Linked DNA regions of Homo sapiens: region 1 is linked to region 2. Evidence: chromatin loops called from intact Hi-C (ENCODE). Cell type or tissue: breast epithelium. All regions are shown on one strand. Links, peaks and the distances in the headings refer to the core of each region. The heading gives the core; the rest is flanking DNA. Region 1 holds the start of SLC25A43 (solute carrier family 25 member 43). Region 2 overlaps SLC25A43 (solute carrier family 25 member 43).

Region 1 (11,516 bases), core at 1,335-9,334, 57 kb after region 2:
CTCAGGAAACAGAATCTTTCTCTCTTTGACCTTCTCCTGCCCTCCTTTTACCTGCCCAAGGTAGGACTCTAATCTGATTGTGGGTTAAAAGATCCTCATCCCAGAGAGGGTCCTGCCCCATACCCTAGAGCAAACTTGTCCAACCCACAGCCCACAGGCCGCATGTGGCCCGGGATGGCTTTGAATGTGGCCCAACACCAATTTGCAAACTTTCTTAAAACATTATGAGATTTTTTTGCAATTTTTTTTTTTTTAGCTCATCAGCTATCGTTAGTGTTATTGTATTTTATGTGTGGCCCGACAATTCTTCTTCCAGTGTGACCCAGGGAAACCAAAAGATTGGACACCTCTGCCCTAGAGAAAGGAACGCTGCATAGAGGCCAAGAAAAGTCTGAACAGACAGGCCTTGCTGGGTTTAGATCATGTGCTTTTCATCCAGTCACATTTCTACATGGTTGTCAATCATGCCTCTGTAACAAATCTTCCATAAAAACCCGAGAGGACAGGGTTTGGGAACCTTCTGGATGGCTGAACATGTGGAGGTTCCTGAAGGGTGGCGTGCCCAGGGAGGGCATGGAAGCTCCACACCCCCTGCCCCTTACCTCACCCTGCCCATCTCTTCTCTGTATCCTTTGTGGTATCCTCTGTAGTTAACTGGTAAACATTAACTATTTCCCTGAGTTCTGTGAGCCGCACTAGCAAATTAATCGAACCCAAAGAGGGGGTCGTGGGAACCCCAACTTGAAGCTGGTTGGTCAGAAGTTCTGGAGGCCTGGCTAGGCATGGCGTCTCATGCCTGTAATCCCAGCACTTTGGGAGGCCGAGGCAGGCAGATCACTTGAGGTCAGGAGTTCGAGACCAGCCTGGCCAACATGGCAAAACCTTCTCTTTAGTAAAAAAATTACAAAAATTAGCTGGGCATGGTGGCGGGCGCCTGTAATCCCAGTTACTCAGGAGGCTGAGGCAGCAGAATAGTTTGAATCCGGGAAGCAGAGGTTGCAGTGAGCCGAGATCACGCACTGCACTCCAGCCCGGGTCACAGAGCGAGACTCAGTCTTAAAAAAAAAAAAAAAAAAGTTCTGGAGGCCTGGACTTGTGACTAGTGTCTGGTTGGGGGCCATTCTTGGGGACCAAGCCCTTAACCTGTGGCTTGGTCTGACATTATGTCCAGGTAGACAGTGTCAGAACTGAATCAGAGGACACCTAGTTGGTGTCCATTTATCAGAGTGTGGGGTTCCCCACACTCATTTGGTCACAGAAGTCTTCTGTGTTGAGGGTTGTTGTTGTGGTGTGAGAGCAGAGGAAAAACCAAGTTTGACAGAGGTTTTTCTCAAACAGGTGGCATTCACCAACAGACTATCTGCCTCAGTTGTACTGCCTGCCTGCCCACTTCCTCGTTCCTCCCTCTTCTATACCCTGGCCAGTCAAGTTGGAGGGGGACCTCAGAAAGGACAGGGGAAACAGAGGAAGTAGAAATTTTTGACTGGGGCTGGGCGTGGTGGCTCACGCCTGTAATCCCAGCACTTTGGAAGGCCAAGGCAGGTGGATCACGAGGTCAGGAATTCGAGACCAGCCTGGTCAACATAGTGAAACCCCGTCTCTACTGAAAATACAAAAATTAGCCAGGCATGGTGGCGTGCACCTGTAATCCCAGCTACTCGGAAGGCTGAGGCAGGAGAATCGCTTGAACCCGGGAGGTGGAGGTTGCAGTGAGCCGAGATTGCGTCACTGCACTCCAACTTGGGCGACAGAGCAATACTTCTTCCAAAAAAAAAAAAAGAAATTTTTGACTGGAGGGGCGGTCTGCAGCAAGCTGGAACCACCTAGAAGGTGGAGTTTGAAATGCCCAAAGAAATACCATTCATTCTCCTTGTCCCACTCTTATTCCCCATCCCACTTGGTCACTTCTAGGGCATAGTTAATTCACTACTCATTTATTGAAGGTCTACAATGTATCAGACCCTGTGTTAGTCCTCAGCATAGAGCCTAAGGGAGTTCAACACTTCTGACAAGGAAATGACTGGTAGGGGCAAGCGGAGAGGAAACAGGCCCTTAATTCACTGAATGACTTGATGAACTAGGAAGAGGAGCCGTATTTTATATCAGTTTCTTTTATAGAGTCTCAATATCAAATATACACAATTAAAAAGAAGAACCATAGGAAGTCCTTTTTTCGCAGACTTCTCCCATCTGATACAGAGATAAGTCCTATCAATTGTTCCCCTTAGAATCTCAGAGTCAGGGCAGGCAACCCTGATAATCCGCCAATGATGTCATCTCAGTCCATGCATCTTAAACTTTTGATTTGCTAGGGCGGCACTGTTCCCTTTTCTGTTCTTCCTCCCACCCCCACACATACATGCACAGAAGCTTTTTCCAGTGAGACTGGATACACTGGTGAATTGCAGCAACCCCTTCCTTTCAGCCAGCACAGATACAACACACACCCTGGATATGTGTAATTATAACTGCCAATACTTCAACCTAACAGGTTGGCAGCCAGTGCAGCCAAACATAAGCTCATGAAGTGCTTATTCAATAAAGAAATAGTGTTGGTTATGAACAATTTCAGAGCTGCAGGGACCCAAACTAACGTTTATTAGATAAGATAGACAAGCGGTTGTGAAGTTCCAGGGCGGGGGGGTCTTCTATTTGATACATCTGAAAGCCACCCATTACAATAACCTAGCTCCCAACAGACTACTGAGTGGACTCTTGATCGTCAATCCAACTAAGCAGATATTTCTGCTGTGCAATGGTAGACAGAGACCTGAACTAAGGAGCCAGAAGACTTGGCTTCAAGTTCCAGCTCTTCCATTAATTGCATTTGTGGACAAGTCACTTAACTACCCCATTCCCTGAACATTCTGGATGTTTATGTTTTGTTCAAACCCATGATCACAGGCCCCCAGCCAACTGTTTTGCAAATTCATGGTCAGAAAAGAGTAGAAATGAATCAGTATAATGATGAATCAAGAGTATCATGTTGATGTAGGAAGGATGGCATCGCGATTAATCAAACACTTTGCTTTCCAACTATGCCTTGCCATTCACCAAAATACTTCCTTTTAGTTTTCAGAAAGAAAATAATCCTGTAGGGGAAAAAAAATTCCTAGCAAACCTAGCCCAGGTAAGTCTCTGTTCTCGTTCTCCCAGACATCTCCTCCTCTCTGCTCCCATGGTCACCTATTGCCGGTGCCCTCAGCTGCTATGTGGACTAGTGCAACAGGTTCCTAACTGGCCCTGCTGTCTCCACTCTTCCTCCTCTCTAGTCATCTTACTCTGCCACGATGTGACGATCATTTCCATTGAATTGCTTTAATCACAACACACCTCCCCCCACCCCCCACAAAAACCTCCCACAGCTACCCTTGGATACCAAGTCAAGTCCAAATCCCTTAATCCAACCCTCTAATATCTCATTCCAACCTGCTTTTCTGGTTGGACTTCCTGTTGTGCTGCTTGCCTTCCCACCTCTGTGCATTTGCTGACATCAACTGCAGTATCTTTCTCTCCATCTCTGCCCAGCAGACTCCTCATTCTCCCAATGCCAAACTCAAATTTTTTTCTCCTCTATGAAGTCTTCACATTTTCTCCTCCTCATCGCTCATCAGAAGGGTACATTTCTAGAGCACATTATCCATGACAATCACATGCTACCTTGTGTGTTATGGTCATGGACATATTAGTCTTACTCTTCTATTACTCTGTAAGCTCCTGGGGCACAGGGACCATGCCCCTTCCATCCTGGCATTGTCCTCAGCATCGTGCACACAGTGGGGACTTAATGTAGCCTGACTAAATTAGTGTCAAATGGATGCAGGGAGGCAGCATGATGTAACAGAAAGACTATGAGATTTGGAGTCAGAAGGCCAGGTAGTGGAGCTCAGCTCGGTCACTGACAAGAGGTGTCATCACTCTGAGCCCAATTCTGCATCTGTAAAACAGGCACAATGCTTCCTGTCCTATGGACCTTACAGGGCAGGAGGCAGGAGCTTAAAAAATCTAATGTGCATATACTAGGTGCTTAGCAGAAGAGCCACAATACTTAAACCAGCCTTTGAAGTTCTGCCCCCCACCCCTCTGGACATATTTTATCCCATCCAAAGGAAGATTTCCACACTACTTTGTAGAGAAGAGGGTGAAGTGGGGGAGAAACTGAGTCATTAAGACTCAGAGGAGAACTGTTTACAGACTGCAGGCCAGATGTTGATGAGGGCAAGCAGAGGTGGGGAGGAAAAAGGGCCTTAACTAAATGTCATGGTCCCACCCATGAGTCCCTCTGCAGAGGAAGAGAAGGGAACTCTATTTCCAGGCAGAGGCAAAATGAGTACTGGCCTAGAGGCCTAGGTAATAAGGATGATTCCGTTCGGCTTGTCGGCTGCCAGGTGAGCCTTCCACCTCTGGCCTCCCAGGTGAGTGACAGTGTCAAGGCAAAATCCTTTGACTATTAGCCGCCAAGACTAAACTATGCGGTCAAGACCGACTCTCCCAAATGTGGGCTGTTTGTCTAATTCAGAGCCAAGGCGATATCAAAGATGCCACTGTGCCCACTGAATGAGGAACACAGGGACCGTCCCCCCAATACAGAAACATCTCTGCTTCCTGAAATGCCATCACTACCAATTCATTCTTTCAGGCTTGGTTTCCAGTTCAAATGCAGGTACCTCTGAGCTCGGTGGAAGCTTTAAGGCTGCATTTACACCTTTAGATCTTTTCCTAAGGAGCAGCTGTTGATGTGGGAGAAGGTGGAAAAGGCCCAAATAAATGAGGCCAGTGGGGTGAAGCGGTAGGCTGAGGGGGCCGTTCTCAGCTTGGGGAGGGGAAGCTGCAGCCTCTGTCGGAGCCTGAAGTCAAGCTTCATTTAAGTTGGGGAGATGTGTGGGCAAAAATCTGCGGCCTTTTCGTATCGATGGATCGGGTCCTTTCCCCACACCAAGCACTTTCTTCTCGGGGCTTGGGTCACACAGACAAAAACACCTTTAAAAGGGTCTCTCTCTTCCTAAGCCAGCCTAAGCAAAAGTTTCCAAATTGGAGGACGGTGGAAATGGTTAGGACTCATCTCTCTGGAGAGCTTTTCATTCCTTTCCTCCAAATCCTTTGCTGCATTCCACCTCCTCGCCCGGTCCAATCCGGAAAGCCTCTCGGACCAGGGCTGCGGACCACAAAACTGCATCTTGCAGGGCGGTAACCCCAAGAGAACGTGAAAAGCATTGGGGCTGCACTCTGGGGGCCATAGAGGTGGCCCACCGCCCCGAGGGGTCCCCAGGTGATCGACAAGGGGGCCGTCCCTACTCCAGGGCCCCGAGTCCAGGCAGCAGGGCGGCGTCGGGCCGCGGCTCCCCCACCCCACCCCCGTCCGGTCTCCCGGTTCCCCGGCCCCGCCCGGCTCTTACTTGCGGTAGGCGGCGAGCTGCACGGCGCTGCAGGGGAAGAGGCGCAGGCACGCCACCGCGTTCCCCTTCCACAGGGCCCGGAGCCCCTCTGCCCGCCACACCCGGTGCCCTGTGGCCCACGGTCCCCGGGCGTGGCCTCGCACGACGCCAACCTGGGCCAGCACGGTGGCGAGCTCCAGGGGCGCGGTGAGGCTGAGGCTGAGCGTCCCCGCCAGCCCAGCGCACAGCAGCCTTTGGCCGCCTGTCAGTCGGCCGTCCCGCCTCCACGTAGCCATCGAGCCCCGACCCGGGCCCGGAAGACCGCGTGGCTCGGGCCTGGGGCTCTCCGGCCACGGGCGGAGGTGGCGGGCCCCAGGCCCCGCCCGGCATGGGGCGGGCCCGCGTGAGGGACGGGAAGCCCCGTCTACGCCCTAGCCTGGCCCGAGGCTGGTCGGGGGTGGGGCGCGAGGGCCTGGAGGGTCCGGGGTCCGAGGCCGCGGATATCATGGGCATAGTCTCCCCAGTTGGCAAGGCTCGAGTAGCGACTTTCAGTTGCGAAACAGTTACTGTTCTCTCAAGGCCCAGCCTGCTAGACATCTTGCTTCCTAAATGTTCAGTGCGCCCCCGCCGCCCCTCCCTGCCTCTCCTCTGGTTTGCCCCTTTTCTCCCTTTCACGTGCCACTTCTCTGTCTTCCTCCCCTGGCGCTTCCCTCCTCCTCCTCTTGCCTCCAACCCATTTTTTTTTCCTGCCTAACCAAAAAGCCTTGATGGTTTCCCAGTGCAGAAGGTAAAAAATTCTAACAACCACAGTTGCTATCTCTCAGGCACTTGTCAAGTACTGGGCTTTACAGACGTTCTCATGTAATCCTCAAAACGGCCCTAAGTACGTATGTCCTCATTGACAGAGGCTGTGTGGGTGTGGGGACTTGAATCTGGACTCTTGAACCTGTGTAAGATTCTTGGCTCTGCAGCTTACCAGCTGTGGGACCTTGGGGAAGTCACTCAACCTCTCTGTGTGTCAGTTGCTTTATAAAACAGAGATTATAATTTTTTCCTCCTAGGGGTTGTTGTAAGGATTAATGAACAATGACTGGTATGGGTAAGCAGTTTATATGTGTTAGTTCTGATTAGGTATTCATTTACAGGAGAGGAAACCAAGACACAGAGAGGACTTGCTCAGGCTCACACAGCTACCTACAAAGCAGAGACCGGTTTGAAATCTAGGGCGGTTTATGTCAGTTTCCACTAACGGCTACACTATATGTCTACTAGGACTGCAGAGTTAACTCCAGTAGGGACATTTTCAGTGGTTCTGTAAGCTAAGAGAACAATAGAGGCAAAGAATGGCTAAGAGAGGCTTGGCCAGAATCCGAGGATTCTTTAATCAGTTCAAAAATTTCAGAATTTCAGAATTTCTTTCTGTCTCTTTTTTTTCTAAAAAAGCCATGTCACTAATAATTACAAGGAAAGGAACTGTCAGCAGTCTGTTGGTGTGAGCAAGATGTTCCGGGTACATAGTTGTTTTTAGGCTTGTATAGTTATTTACATTTACTAACACACAATGCTATAGGAACGTTTTCTAAAAGGCATTGCAGGGTTTCTCCTTTTTTATTTTTCACTGTCAATCTCACTTGAGTATGACATTACAAGGTTTTGACTGTGAGAACTTGTTCTAGTTGCAGAAGCCATACTCTGCTCTCAACAATTGGGGAATGCTTATTTTCATGTTTTGTGAATTCTTCTGTCTTGTTGTAAGCTAATTTGATGGCTGGGGGAAGCTTGAGAAAGATGTATGACTCTGAAGACCGGAGGACCCCGACTTTAAAAGGGCTTGAATTGGAATTTGGGGATTACAATAAGGAAACCTTCGGGTACTGGTACTTCCTAAAGCCCTTTGTTGGATAACGGGACAAGATTCTAAAGCTCTTTCAGGAAGTTCGTGGGTCTGGAACATTTCATGTGATAACCCCATTGTATGGAGATTGGGTCAGCCAAGTTATGTTTTTTTTTTTTTTGAGACAGAGTCTCGCTCTGTCGCCCAGGGTGAAGTGCAGTGGCATGGTCTTGGCTCACTGTAACCTCTGCCTCCTAGGTTCAAGCGATTCTCCTGCCTCAGCCTCCTAAGTAGCTGGGACTACAGGCATGTGCCACCATACCCAACTAATTTTTTTGTATTTTCAGTAGAGATGGGGTTCGCCATGTTGGCCAGGCTGGTCTCGAATTCCTGACCTCAGATGATCCACCTGCCTCGGCCTCCCAAAGTGCCGAAATTACAGGCATGAGCCACCGCGCCTGGCCTATTTTAACCTTGAAAGTAAAATGTATGGCCGGGCGCGGTGGCTCACGCCTATAATCCCAGCACTTTGGGAGGCTGAGGCGGGCGGATCACGAGGTCAGGAGATCGAGACCATCCTGGCTAACACGGTGAAACCCCGTCTCTACTGAAAATACAAAAAATTAGCCGGGCGAGGTGGCGGGCGCCTGTAGTCCCACCTACTTGGGAGGCTGAGGCAGGAGAATGGCGTGAACCCTGGAGGGCGGAGCCTGCAGTGAGCCGAGATCACGCCACTGCACTCCAGCCTGGGTGACAGCGAGACTCCGTCTCAAAAAAAAAGAAAGTAAAATGTATATTTTTCACTGCAGGTACACTGAAGCATAAAATGAATAACACCAAACTATATATTGGATGCCTTCTGTCTTTTCATGATCATGTGCTAACCAGGTGTTCATATTTTACTCAGCCAGAGTCTCATTCATCTGCTTAGCATTGGGCACCTTATGTATATTCATCCTAAACATAAATAAATCTCCGAGGATATCCTGTATTTGGATTGTGACTTGTATACTCAAGCCAACCTTATTGCCTCTTTTTCACACTTGTTGAAAAGTCTGTGGAGAGCATAGTAGGTTAACAAGCTCCAACTTTGGAAAATGTACATGATGTGAAATTGGGGTGCTATGCTAAAAATAAATGTATGATAACTAAAAAGGAAGAGGCAGTGAGTAAAAAAAAAAATCTTAGAAGTTATGTTGCAATATAAGGAGAAAGGTGGCCAGCTGAGAGTTAAGCCCTAGGCAGCCTCTCGTTGCCCCAGTCAGGGCTTGGGAGATGCTAACAGTTTTTTAAATTCTCCAGCTTTCATTTTTCAGTTTATCTTCTCACCAACTGAAATCTCTCAGTACATTACTTTAGTTTAACTTGCTAGTATTTCTTAGAATATAATTTATCTTGTTATATTTATACTAATGTTGATTGATTCCTGCTCTCCTAATTTTCTTTTATTTTTTACTTTTTGGGAAATTTGTAAATTATAAAGTAGTTTATACCTGTTGTAACAAGACAAATAGTCCAGAAGTGTATTAAAGAAAGTTAAGTTCCCCTGCCCATGCCCTGAGGTAACCACGGTTAAGAGCTTGGTGCGTGTGTGAATGTTTTTCCTCATATTTTTTTTTCATGCTCAGACCAATAAATATTTATATGGGGTTGCTTTCTCCTCCTTTCCGCTCTTCCCTCCTTCTTACCTTCCTTCTTTCCTTCCTTTGAAACAGAAAAGAAATAATTCCTCTGGAAGGATACCCAAAAAACTGATAATCAGGTTATCTTTGGGGAAGGAAACCTGGAGACTTGGGAACAGAGGTGGAAGGGAGATTGAGTTTTGACTGTGTGCCCTTTTATTTTCTTTTATTATTTATTGATTTATTTAGTTAGTTTTGAGACAGAGTCTCGCTCTGTTGCCCAGGCTGGAGTACAGTGGCACGATCTCAGCTCACTGCAACCTCTGCCTCCCAGGTTCAAGCAATTCTCATGCCTCCCCAGTAGCTGGGACTACAAGCAGCCACCACCTCACCAATCTAATTTTTTTTTTTTTTTTTTTTTGAGACGGAGTCTTGCTCTGTCACCCAGGCTGGAGTGCAGTGGCGCAATCTTGGCTCACTGCAAGCTCCGCCTCACAGGTTCATGCCATTGTCCTGCCTCAGCCTTCAGAGTAGCTGGGACTACAGACGCCCGCCACCGCACCTGGCTAATTTTTTTGCATTTTTAGTAAAGACGGGGTTTCACCGTGTTAGCCAGGAGGGTCTCTATCTCCCGACCTCGTGATCCACCTGCCTTGGCCTCCCAAAGTGCTGGGATTACAGGCATGAGCCACCGTGCCCGGCCCTAATTTTTGTATTTTTAGTACAGACGGAATTTCACCATGTTGGCCAGGCTGGTCTCAAACTACTGACCTCAAGTGATCTGCCCCCTTTGGCCTCCCAAGGTGCCAGGATTACAGGCGTGAGCCACCGCACCCAACCCTGTGTGCCTTTTTATACTGTTTACCTTTTTCTCCTGTTTTTTTTTTTTGTTGTTGTTTTGTTTTGTTTTGCCGTGGCCATGTATCATCAATTTAAAAAATTCTCTTCTCCATCAATTTTCTCTGAAGGTGCAGTGTTTTCTGTGACATTGCCTTGCCATTGGTGAGATTTTTTTCCTTTTAATGACACATCTTTATTTCCTTGGCAACTTTTTTTTTTTTTTTTTTTTTTTTTTTTTAGATGGAGTCTCACTCTGTTGTGCAGGCTGGAGTGCAGTGGCGCGATCTCGGTTTACTGCAACCTCTGCCTCCTGAGTTCCAGCGATTCTCCTGCCTCAGCCTCCTGAGTAGCTGGGGTTATAGGCGCCCACCACCACACCCGGCAAATGGCTAATTTTTGTATTTTTAGTAGAGATGGGTTTTCACCATGTTGGCCAGGCTGGTCTTGAACTCCTGACCTCAGGTGATCCACCCGCCTGGGCCTTCCAAAGTGCTGGCATGAGCCGCTGCAGCTGGCCGGCAACTTTTTTTTTTTTTTAATGTTAAACAACTCTTGATGAAGTTCTGAAAGAAACAAACAAGATACAACCTTCCTTCTATTTACATGGTACTTGCGATCCTGGAAAATGCCATGTACAAAAACACTGTGCAAAAAATGTTTTGTCTTTAGCAGTAAAGCAAAGTTAAGTTCTTGACACAGATAATTGTAAACAGGTTTTCCACCTACATGAATGTCTGATGGGATCTTTGAGAGCCATGAAGGATGCAGGACTGTCTTACGCATTGCAGATGTGCAGCTTCCCTGGCCTTTCTCCAGTAAATGCCAGCAGAATACCCCAATCACTGTGGTACTCTTCCCCGCAAATTTCCAAAATGCTTCCTAGGAGGTGGTGCTATTCTTGTTGAGAACCACTGCTCTAGCTGCTTCCTCTGATTGGAATGTTCTTTCCCCAGTTTGCAGAGTTGATTTCTTTTTGTCGTTCAGAGCTCAACTTAAATGTTACCTCCTCGGCCGGTTGCGGTGGCTCATGCCTGTAATCCCAGCACTTTGGGAGGCCGCGGCGGGCGGATCACGAGGTCAGATCGAGACCATCCTGGCTAACACGGTGAAACCCCGCCTCTACTAAAAACACAAAAAATTAGCCGGGCATGGTGGCGGGCGCCTGTAGTCCCAGCAACACGGGAGGCTGAGGCAGGAGAATGGCGTGAACCTGGGAGGCGGAGCTTGCAGTGAGCCGAGATCGTGCCACTGCACTCCAGCCTGGGTGACAGAGCAAGATTCCGTCTCAAAAAAAAAAAAATGTTACCTCCTGTCAGAGGGCTTTGCCTGACTGCCCCATCTACAGGGCCCTCATTCACTCTACCACATTGCCCCATTTCAATTCTCTGTATAGCATTTATCCCTGTCTGCTGTTTTTCTTTCCTGTCATTTTATTGTCTGTTTCCACCTACCAGAATGTAAGATCCATGAGGGAAGGGATCTTGTCTCTTGTTCACAGCAGTGTCCTTGTTACCTGCAATGGTGGCTGGCACATTAGTGCCCAGCAATCATTAGTTAGATGAAAGGAAGGAAGGAGGGAAGGAAGGAAGGAAGGAAGGAAGAGAAGGAAATCTCTTCTTCAGTTGTACAAGTTGCAAAAGATTGGCAGAACATGATGTCTTCATGAAGTGGCTTAAGTTAAATATGATAAATACCAAAATATTAGCTAAATTCACAAGATCAGTAGACTCATCAATTTGCAGCAAATAATATCAACTTCCTCAGAAGTTGGATATTTGCTATTTTAAGTTTCCAGCCACATCTGTAATTTTAAAAAGAACTGTGATATTTGACAAATACACTTGC
Region 2 (11,516 bases), core at 1,485-9,484:
ATACACATGTGAAGCCATCACAATTAAGATCATGAACATATCCATTACCACACAAAATTTTCTTGTGCCCCTTTGTAATCTCTCCATCCCCAAGCAAACTTTGATCTGCTTTCTGTCACTATAGATTAGTTTCCTAGAATTTTGCATTTCCTAGAATTTTGTATAAATGAGATCATATATTATGCACTCTTCTTTCTGGGGTCTAGCTTCTCTCACTTGGCATGTTACTCTTTGAGATTCATTCATGTTGTGCGTATCAATAGTTATTTACTTTCTGTTGCTAAGTAGTATTCCATTGTACAGATATGCCACTTTTTTTTTTTTTTTTTTTTTTTTTGAGATGGAGTTTCGCTCTTGTTGCCCAGGCTGGAGTGCAACGGCACAATCTTGGCTCACTGTGAACTCTGCCTCCTGGGTTCAAGCGATTCTCCTACCTCAGCTGCCCAAGTAGCTGGGATTACAGGCATGCACCACCATGCCTGGCTAATTTTTGTATTTTTAGTAGAGACAGGGTTTCACCATGTTGGTCAGGCTGGTCTCAAACTCCTGGACCTCAGGTGATCCACCCGCCTTGGCCTCCCAAAGTGCTGGGATTACAGGCATGAGCCACCATGCCTGGCCCACATTTTGTTTATTCATCATTTGATGGACATTGGCTCATTTCCACTTTTTGCCTATTATGAATGACACTGCTATAAACTTTCCTATACAAGTTTCTGTGTGGACGTATGTTTTTATTTCTGGGGTTGTCACCTAGGAGTGGAATTACTGGGTCACATGTTAACTCTATGTTGAACCATTTGAGGACCTGCCCAAGTTTTTTCCCAGAGTGATTATACCATTTTACATTCTCAACAGCGGGATACAAGAGTTCCAGTTCCTCCACATCAGGCACTGCAACCTTGACCTCCTGGGCTCAAGTGACCCTCCCACCTCAGCCTCTCGATTAGCTGGGACCACAGGTGCCTGCCACCACCCCTGGCTAATTTTCAAATTTTTTTGTAGAGACAGGGTCTCCCTATGTTGCCCAATGGGGGTGGTTAGTTACCATTTAAATGCAATTGTATATAAATTTTTTTTGAGATAATGTCTTGCTCTGTTGCCCAACCTGGAGTACAGTGGTGTGATCTTGGCTCACTGCAACCTCCACCTCCCGAGTTCAAGCGATTCTCCTGCCTCAGCCTCCCAGGTAGCTGGGATTACAGGCGCACACCACCATGCCTGGCTAATTTTTGTATTTTTAGTAGAGATGGGGTTTCACCATCTTGGCTGGGCTGGTCTTGAACTCCTGACCTCAAGTGATCCACCAGCCTCGGCCTTCCAAAGTGCTGGGATTACAGGCATGAGCCACTGCATATGGCCCAATTGCATATAAATAATTTAACTCAGAAAAATTTAACTTAGAAATATTTGACATATTTTAATAAATTTTATAAGCTGTGACTAGCTTCTAAACCTGTGCAGGGTAAAATGTACATTATTCAAGTGATGGTTATATGAAGACGAGACCTCCCTACTAAGCAATGTAGTCATATAACAAAATTGTACTTATACCCCTAAATTTACACAAAACACCCCCTGCACATATACATTTTGCTTTATGGATCTCCAACTTTAGTCTGAGTAAGACTAAATAACTTTATGGGAAAAATTACATATCGCATCTATATAATTAAATGTAATTTGATATATATAAAATCAGGCAGCTTGGTATAACAATCAGGATCCCCAGGTGAGCTTATTGAAAATGGAGCAGAGATTCATCTTTGATAAAGATGTATAACTTCTAATTCCAAAGTAAACATAATGAGTACATGAAATTTTATTTCAAGTTTCCTTTTAGAGATGTGAGCAAAAATATTTATTTCAGGATCTAATATGTGGTATTTATCTTCTGATGACTACTATAGCTATATGTGCTTTGCTGTATGTCAAACACACCCCCCTCGTTTCCATCATCCTATTGTAATATTTTATTTATTTATTTATATTTATTTTTGAGATAAGGTTTCACTCTGTCGCCCAGGCTGGAGTGCAGTGGCGTGATCATGGCTCACTGTCACTACATCCTTGACCTCCTGGGCTCAAGTGACCCTCCCACCTCAGCCTCTCGATTAGCTGGGACCACAGGCACCTGCCACCACCTCTGGCTAATTCTTAAATTTTTTTGTAGAGACAGGATCTCCCTATGTTGCCCAAGCTTGTCTTGAACTCTTTGGACTCAAGCAGTCCTCCCACCTTGGCCTCCCAAAGTGCTGAGATTACAGGCATGAGCCACTGTGCCTGGCCCCATTGGAATATTTTAGACAGTTCCTAAGTAACAGCTGTCAAATGGACCTGAATATCATATCAGTTAGTTTGGATATTACTTTTATTTTTGGCTAGCAATGACAACAAAAGGGAGAGATACGAATGACTGAAGAATTTATTTTTGCTTTCTGCTAGTACACGACTTTTCCCGACTTGCCCCAACTTGCCCCGACTTTCCCCGTGTCTATCCCTTCTCCAGTCTCCTATTGTTGTTATACTTGTTTTTTTTCCTCCTCATTGTCTGTGATTAGATTAGAGGCACCTGCATCACAATAGAATGTACTAGGGCTTCAAGTCAGCATGCCTGGTTCAAGTCCCATCTTTTTTTTTTTTTTTTTGAGACAGAGTCTTGCTCTGTTGCCCAGGCTGGAGTGCAGTGGTGTGATCTCAACTCACGGCAACCTCCGCCTCCCGGGCTGAAGCAATTCTCCTGCCTCACCCTCCCAAGTATCTGGGATTACATGTGCCCGCCACCACACCCAGGTAATTTTTGTATTTTTGTAGAGATGGGGTTTCACTATGTTGGCCAGGCTGGTCTCAAACTCCTGACCTCAAGAGATTCACCCACCTCGGCCTCCCAAAGTGCGGGGATTATAGGCATGAGTCACCATGCCCGGCCTCACGTCCCTTGAGGCCTTTCTTTGGCCACCATCCTGAGTGTCAGTTTTTGTTGCTTCCAACTCCCCCAGAAGTTTCTTCCCATCCACTCCTTTGCTGCTCTTACTCAGTCCCTTGCCATCTATCTGCTGATGACACCCAAATTCCTATCTCCAGTCATCACTCTTCCCCACACTCTAGACTTGTCCCTATTATCCTGAAATAATTATCAATAAAGTTCTGATATACTAGTTTCCTATGGCTGCTATAACAAATTACCACAAATGCATTGGCTTAAACAACACAAATTTATTAGCTTGTAGTTCTGTAGTCACAAGTCTGACGTGGGTCTCACTGGGCCAAAATCGAAGTGTCGGCAGGCCTGCATGCCTCTCTGGAGGCTCCAGAGGTGAATTGGTTAGCTTGCTTATTCAGGTTCTTGGCTGAGTTCAGTTCATTGTGACTGTAGGGCTGAAGTCCTTTGTTTCCTTGCTGGCTGTCAGCTGAGGGTCATGCTCAGCTTCTAGAGGCCATACCCATTTCTTGGCACCTGGAAACCTTTGTCTTCAAAGCCAGCAGTGGCGAGTCCAGTTCTTCTCAGGCCTCATTTCTCCTGCCTCTTCTTCCATCCTTGCATCTCCCTGACCCATTCTTCTGTCTTCCTCTTCCACTTGTGATTTTTTTTTTTTCTTTTTTTTGAGACAAAGTCTCACTCTGTCACCCAGGCTGGATTGTAGTGGTGTGATCTTGGCTCACTGCAACCTCCACCTCCCAGGTTCAAGCGATGCTCCTGCCTCAGCCTCCTGAGTAGCTGGAATTACAGGTGTGTGCCACCACACCCGGCTAATTTTTGTATTTTTAGTAGAGGTGGGGTTTCACCATGTTGGCCAGGCTGGTCTCAAACCCCTGACCTCAAATGATCCACCCGCCTTGGCCGCCCAAAGTGCTGGGATTATAGCCGTGAGCCACCGTGCCTGGCCCCACTTGTGATTTTAAGGATTGTGATTAGGGGCCCACCCAATGAATCCAGGAGAATCCCTCCATCTCAATGTCTGTAACAGTAATCACATCTGCAAAGTCTCTTTTGTCATGAAAGGTAACATACTCACAGGTTCTGGGGGTTAAGGTGTGGACATCTTTGGTGAGGGCCATTATTCTGCTTACCACGACTGGTTTGGACAATTACACAGACAGCATGTGCTCCAGCCCACTGTCTACTTCTCTACTTGCATGTCTCATGGGCATTTTGAATTTAACATGTCCAAAACAGAACTTTGAATTCCTCCCCACCAAAACTCTGTCCCTCCTCAGTCTTCCTCACATCAGCAAATGGCAAGATCATCTACCTGTTCTCAAGTCAAAAGGCAAAAACCAGCCAGGCTCGGTGGCTCACATCTGTAATCCCAGCACTTTGGGAGGCCGAGGCAGGCCTTGATCACTTGAGCTCAGGAGTTCGAGACCAGCCTGGGCAACATGGTGAAATCCCATGTCCACAAAAAATACAAAAATTAGCTGGGCGTGGTGGTGCATGCCTATAATCCCAGCTACTTGGGAGGCTGAGGTGGGAGGATTGCTTGAACCTGGGAGGCGGAAGTTGCAGTGAGCCGAGATTGCGCCACTGCGCCACTGCACTCCAGCCTGGGGGAGCAGAGTGATATCCTGTCTCAGAAAAACAAAAACCAAAAACCTAGGTGCCACCCTTGACTCCTTTCTTTAACTCCCTATATTCAATCCTTCAGCAAATCATGCTGAGTCCACCTTCAAAATACATCTTGAACTCATTCATTCCTCTCCATCTTTATTGCCACCATTCTAGTCCAAGCCATCCTTTCTTGCTTGGACTTCCGAAATCGCTTCTTAACTGGTCTTCTCACTCACAGCCTTGCTTCCCTCCAATCCATTCTCCACACAGCAACTGAGTAATCTTATAAAAATCAAAGTCAGATTATATCGCTTTTCTGCTTAAAAACCTTCAATGCCTCCCCACAGCATTTAGAATAAAATTTAACTTCTTGTTCTGGCCCACATGGCCACATAAGACCTGGCTGTCTCTCTCCAATCTCATCTCATCCCACTCTCTCACCACACTCTGGCTACCCTCGCCTCCTTTCTGTTCACCAAGGCTTTCCCACTGCCACACTTCTGTGCTTGTTCTTCCCTCTGCCAGGAATGCTCTTCTCCCTCGTTCTTTCTCTCCTTTCTTTCTTTCTCTTCTTTCCAGGAATGCTCTTCTCCCTCGTTCTTTCTCTCCTTTCTTTCTCTTCTTTCTTTCTTTCTTTCTTTCTTTCCTTCCTTTCTTTCTTTCTTTCTTTCTTTCTTTCTTTCTTTCTTTCTTTCTTTCTTTCTTTCTTTCTTCCTTTTTCTTTCTTTCTTTCTTTCTTTCTTTCTTTCTTTCTTTCTTTCTTTCTTTCTCTTTTCCTTTCTTTCCTTTTTTTTCTTTCTTTCCTTTCTTTCCTTTCTTTCTCTCTCTCTCTTTCTTTCCTTTCTGTCCTTTCTTTCTTTTTTTTGACGGAGTCTCGCTCTGTCACCCAGGCTGGAGTGCAGTGGTGCAATCTCGGCTCACTGCAACCTCCGCCTCCCGGGTTCAAGGGATTCTCCTGCCTCAGCCTCCTGAGTAGCTGGGATTACAGGTGTGTGCTACCAGGCCCAGCTAATTTTTGCGTTTTTAGTAGAGACGGGGTTTCACCATGTTGGCCAGGCTGGTGTCAAATTTCTGACCAAGTGATCCGCCTGCCTTGGCCTCCCAAAGTGCTGGGATTACAGGCGTGAGCCACCGCGCCCAGCCCTTCTTTTTTTCTTTTTTTTTTTAGGGCAAGTCAAGTGAAGCAGTGGGAGTGGGAAGGAACAAAGAAATCTGTAGCTGATTGTGGTCAATTACTTGTAAACACCACTGCACTTTGACCAGCCCTCCCTGGTTCTTTGCATAGTTGGCTCATTCTCATCCTTCTGGTCTCATCTCAAATGTCACCTGTCAGAGTGGCCTTCTCTGGCTCCCTGATTTAAAATATTCCCCTGTGACTTCAGCCGGGGAGACAGAGGTTGCAGTAAGCTGAAATCGCGCCACTGCACTCCAGCCTAGGCGACAGAGCGAGACCTTGTCTCAAAACAAAAACCAAAAATAAAATATTCCCCTTACCTCCACATAATTCTCTAATAAAGCACCCTCTATATAAGCACCTTCATAACATCACAGTCCATGATTACCTAAATTATTTATTAGTTTACTTGTTTATTGACTGCCACTCTCACTAGAGTGTAAGCTCCTTGAAGGCAAGGACCTTATCTGCCTTTTGTGCCACTGTGTCTGTAGTGCCTAGCAGTTATTGAATAAATGCACAAAGCCACTTTTCTTGCTCTGACCCACTTTTGCTTGCTTCCATCTCTGTGATGCTGCAATGCCCTGCCTTTAACCTGCAATGCCTTCCTATTCGTGACCAATACATATCCCTTAACTTCTTTCAAAACTTAGTTCAAGACTCATGGCTGGGTGCGGTGGGTCATGCCTGTAATCCCAGCACTTTGGGAGGCTGAGGCAGGTGGATCACCTGAGGTCACGAGTTCAAGACCAGCCTGGCCAACATGGTGAAACCCCGTCTCTACCAAGAAAATACAAACATTAGCTGGGCATGGTGGCAGGCGCCTGTAGTCCCAGCCACTCAGGAGGCTGAGGCACGAGAATCACTTGAACCAGGAGGTGGAGGTTGCAGTAAGCCAAGATTGCATCTCTGCACTCCAGGCTGGGCAACAGAACGAGACTCTGTTTCAAAAAAAAAAAAAAAAAAAGACTCACAACCTCCCCAAATCCCTGTTGATCACTAGTCTCTCTCCCATGTGATGATCCCTTTAGTTTTTTATTCACTAAGTTTGTATAGAGCTTCTTGGCAATCTTATGAACAGTTCATACTACATTATCATGCCTTTGCTTGTATTTGCTTTGTAATCATAGTCATTTCATATATGTAGGTATGATTTGTTCCTCAAGACCATAAATTCCTCCTGAGTCAACATTGCATCACACATCTTTATAATCCTTCTCAAGTACTTAGTCCAGTGTGGTGCTCACTGTCAGCCATAAAGCAGAAAGGCAGAACTCTCTCTTCATAATCCAAAGAAAATGAAATTAGCTGGAAGTTTATTTTAGAAACAGAACAAGAGTTTTAGAGTTCTTCTGAAATTAGAAAAATCAGGCGTATTATTTTCCCCACTTAATTTAATGAAGAAAAAATCAAAACTGCAGCTCAGAAAACATTTCTGTGCATGACAACTGCAAGAGTTTAGCTATCTATTTAATAATACTTGTGGAAGGGCAGGGTGTGGTGGCTCACACCTGTAATCCCAGCACTTTGGGAGGCAGAGGTGGGCAGATCACCTAAGGTCAGGAGTTCGAGACCAGCCTGGCCAACATGGTGAAACCCTGTCTCTACTACAAATACAAAAATTAGCCAGGCATGGTGGCAGGCGCCTGTAATCCCAGCTACTCGGGAGGCTGAAGCTGGAGAACTGCTCGAACCCGGGAGGAGGTTCCAGTGAGCTGAGATCACGCCATTGGACTCCAGCCTGGGTGACAATTTTTTTTTTCAAATTAAAAAAAAAATTACTTGTGGAAGAATACACAAGATATTATCATGAAATAATGTGAGGTTAGGATTTTATAGTTAAAAAAGTAAAAAATATTTTTGCAGCTTTCAGAACTGTTTGAAAAGTTGTCTGTTTCAAGGAAAATAAAGAGTAATAAACATGAACTATTCACTTTGGGTAAAGAATCTGCCACCCTCCAAACTCTAACAGATTGAGCTACAGATGAGATTTCCATGTGTGTGTGTGTTAACTGCCATTCTCCATAAAACAGAATGCCGCAGCAGTTGGAAAAGTGAATTATTTTGGTATACTTAAATAGGATAAGGCTTTGAGAGTTTACAGATTTGGCCAATATGTATTTAACCATAGTTTTATAACTCAGACTAGCAATAAATGACCAACACATCATTTTTTCTTTGGAAAATAAATTTAATCGGAAAAAATACTTGCAACATACCGAAAATCTCTCTCTATGTATGAGTGTATGTGTGTGTATAAATTAACAATTTTATGTTAGATATTAATGCATTTTTAAATGCATAGATAGGTGCTATTTGACAAGTATAGTTATATAAACTTTACATAGAATCTCTAAAGTGGAACAATCCTGAGATTTGATTTTTAGAAAGTTTGATACAGATGATTAGGTTAAAGTGTTTATAGTCAGTTACATTTTTTTGAGTATGTGTGTCAAATGTTCCATTTGATCCTTTCTAGGCAACTGGGACATCTTTGAGAATAACTTGACTAAATAACTTATTTTCAGAGTAGGCTTGCAAAGCAAGTTAAAAAGGCAGAGAATTTAGGCCACTGAACTGTACATGACTTCAATCAGAAGGTCTTTGGGGGGATAATTAAGCAGTCATGGTATAAACTGTCTTTCTGAAACACAAGATTTTAAGCCTGGGATGCTTCAAATTTCAAAAAAGAAGGATGATTCTACTACAATGGTGATAGCTTTTAAATGTTCGCTATTTTCATTTAGATTCTGATAAGGCATAATTTACACTGTGGTGTGTGCACTCAGATGTCAGCAAAAATTTGAGTTCAAAAAAGATTGTACTGGGGCAGGGTGCAGCGGCTCACACCTCTAATCCTAGCGCTTTGGGAGGCCAAGGCAGGAGGATTGCATGAGCCCAGGAGTTCAAGACCAGCCTGGGCAACATAGCAAGACCTCCCCAAAAAATTAGCTAGGTGTGGTGGTGTGCACCTATGGTCCCAACTCTCTGGAGGCTGAAGCAGGAGGATGTCTTGAGCCCAGTAGTTAAAGGCTGCAGTGAGCTATGATTGTGTCATTGTACTCCAGTCTGGGTGACAGAGCAAGACCCTGTCTCTAAAAACAAAACAAAACAACAGATTGTATTGGAAAGTCTCAGGTCAAACTGAGTGAAACTAGGCTGACGTTGGTTTGTGCAAGCTTTGCATTGACTACAAGTGACCCAGTGGCTGACCTCACAACGTGGTATCCACTCAGCCACTTCAATTACCTGTTGCTTTGAGATGTCATGGCAATGCCCTTTCTTTGGTGTCATGTTTCTATTCAGAGCGTAAATTGTACATTTTATCACTGCTAGACTCTGGTTATAAAATCTCGTGGAATGCCATCATGATACACTCTTGTTGGGAAACCTTCTCATAGTGCAGGTGTTCACAGGGACATCAGTTTGGAGATCTGAGGTGGTGCATGGCCAAACCATCTCATTTCCCAGAGCAGCAGATAGCAGTAGCTTCTCATCCCTCCTCAGGTGCACAGTTATGAGGCTACATTTATCTGTGATTGCAACATGCTGTCAGTCAGTGCACTTCTAGTTCCATTCCATTTTATAGAGTTGGTTTTTTAGGCTTCGGTTTTCTCGTTTTGAAGAACTTCTTTAATTCTCGTAATTCCTGGGGCTGCAAACTCTGATCGACTCCTGGGGTCAATTTATAGCTCAGTGGAGACAGAATGTAACCATTTTGATAAAGACAGATTCTCTTGCAGAACTCAAAGGTGCTAAACATAATTCCAAAATATGGAACTATCTGTTAAAACCAAAAATGAAAATCAAGTTAAGTTCTTAAAAAGAAAACATCAATGTGTCTGCAGTCAACTTGGATCAGGGTAAATTATCTTGTAAAGTGAGATAATGGCGGTGGCAATACAAATGGTAACTCTTTTTGGAATCAGGAAAGATGGCAAAAGGAAAGCTGGCTCAGTGTGGGTTGGGAGAGGAATGACAGTGATTGAAGGGCATGACCTGCCTGGGAGGCACTAGATCTGGGTCATATGCACGCAGACTATCTGATACTACCTGTCACTATATGCTGGCCTTGACTGGAATCATTTACATGCCAGCTAGTGCAAGGTTAGTCCAGAGTGCTTAATGTTTTTTGTTTTTGTTTTTTTTTTTTTTTGTCATGGAGTTCTTTGGGAATATGATGCACATATGCATATACACATACATTTTTGCATAGAATTTTAGGATGAGGGGTTAGGTTCCCATTAGGGGCCCATGAACCTCCACATTAAGTATCTCTGCACTAAATGCTCAGCTCCTCTGGAATGGGGTATAAGATACTCCACCACTGCACAGGTTCCCCTCTCTACGGGGCTGACAGACAGTGTGCATTCATGGGCCTTGTGCTACCCATTAGTGCTAGAGGGGGTTTTCCAAGCAAACTGTAGTAGGGGTTGGGGGTGACAAAGGAAGAGGGTAGAATTGGAAGAGGCAGGGGAGCAGCGGAGGCTGGTGGCTCTTCTCACCTTCAGTAAATTGGCTGTCAATCCATTCCAGAGCCCCAGGACCCCCTGGGCCTTCACTATCTGCCGGAAGCAGTCCACTGCTCCTGAGAAATGGACATCTACTCCTCCACTGTGTGGGAGGTAGGGGCTCTGAGCCTGACAGGAAACAGAAGCTGGGATGAGGTGATTGAAACATTAGGAAATAAATGTCCTAGTGGAAGGAGCCAGGGTCTCAAGTCTACATTCTGGATGCTGGGTTCCTGGCCAAGATGATGGCAAAGAATGGCTGCTGTGGGGTTCTTCTTGTTCTGTGGGCTTAGAACAGATATTAACGTGCAATACAATCATGATACCCTGTCCATATATTTGTCGTTTATTTTGCCTGGAAGGAAGCAGACATTTGGGACAGATTCAATTTCATACTTACATTCCCTCCCAACCTGTGCCTTCTGGACATGATAAACATAATCCCATGCCCTTAGCCTTTTTAAAGTATTCTGTTTCCTTGTCTTTACTGGTCCTTCCCCTGTGAAGCTCCCAAGCGGAGGCTGTTCATTTCTCCACCTCACAGATGTGACAGGGTAGGGAGCATTGTGATGGTGGCATTCTTCTCGCTCTCTGTTGCTGTTCCCAAACCCTTCCTCCTTCACTCTCACGACAGAAGCACTTAGCTGGGGCTGATGTCACTGAACCATACTCCTTGGCCTGCTATTATCTACTAATCTGGCCACTCTTCCACGTTCATTGAAGACTGTGATACCTGGTGGCTCACCCTCTCCTAGCCTCGCCGTCATCTTAGGTAACTTTGGCATCTATAAAGACGACCCAGCCCATGACCAGTTTCTGGCCTTCGGCTTCAGTGATCCTCACCTTTATACCATTTTGGCCACCCCGTGGACATCATCACCACCTTCAGAGCCATCCTGACGGAACCCTATTATTACCAAAATGCTCCATCTCTGAAAGGAACGTTTTCTCCTTTAATATTATTATTTTTTTTGCGACAGAGTCTCACACTCTGTTGCCCAGGCTGGTGTGCAGTGGCATGATCTCGGCTCACTGCAGCCTCCACCTCCCGGGTTCAAGCGATTCTCCTGTCACAGCCTCCTGAGTATCTAGGACTACAGGTGCACACCACCACACCTGGCTAATTTTTATATTTTTAGTAGAGATGGGGTTTCACGATGTTGGCCAGGCTGGTCTGAAACTCCTGGCCTCAAGTGATCCACCTGCCTTGGCCTCCCAAAGTGCTAGGATTACAGGCGTGAGCCACTGCACCCAGCCATCCTCTTAGAAAAATAATTTTACG

What was found. Peaks named below come from ENCODE experiments on the same cell type or tissue, not always from the same donor. Only the 100,000 strongest peaks of a DNase experiment are listed, where the experiment ranks them.
Region 1: it touches region 2 in a loop (12-fold over the local background); 18 of 110 quality-filtered maps call a loop at or near these places.

Annotation. Positions count from the first base shown.
Region 1 is chrX:119,393,559-119,405,074 of GRCh38, reverse strand. It overlaps SLC25A43 (solute carrier family 25 member 43), which reads right to left and starts at 5,739. Exons shown (of 5, transcript NM_145305.3): 1 at 5,397-5,739. The coding sequence starts at 5,671. RefSeq lists a silencer at 5,216-5,875. In breast epithelium, for the core only: no CTCF peak of the experiment used is centred there; a DNase peak (open chromatin) is centred at 5,937; H3K4me3 peaks cover 2,485 bases; H3K27ac peaks cover 3,191 bases; H3K27me3 peaks cover 408 bases.
Region 2 is chrX:119,450,856-119,462,371 of GRCh38, reverse strand. SLC25A43 (solute carrier family 25 member 43) reads right to left here. Exons shown (of 5, transcript NM_145305.3): 4 at 10,229-10,363; 5 at 7,894-9,507. The coding sequence ends at 9,307. It also overlaps the pseudogene RNY3P16. Among named protein-coding and RNA genes, the nearest start is that of SLC25A5, 12 kb to the left of the region's middle. RefSeq lists a silencer at 5,712-6,006. In breast epithelium, for the core only: no CTCF peak of the experiment used is centred there; no DNase peak of the experiment used is centred there.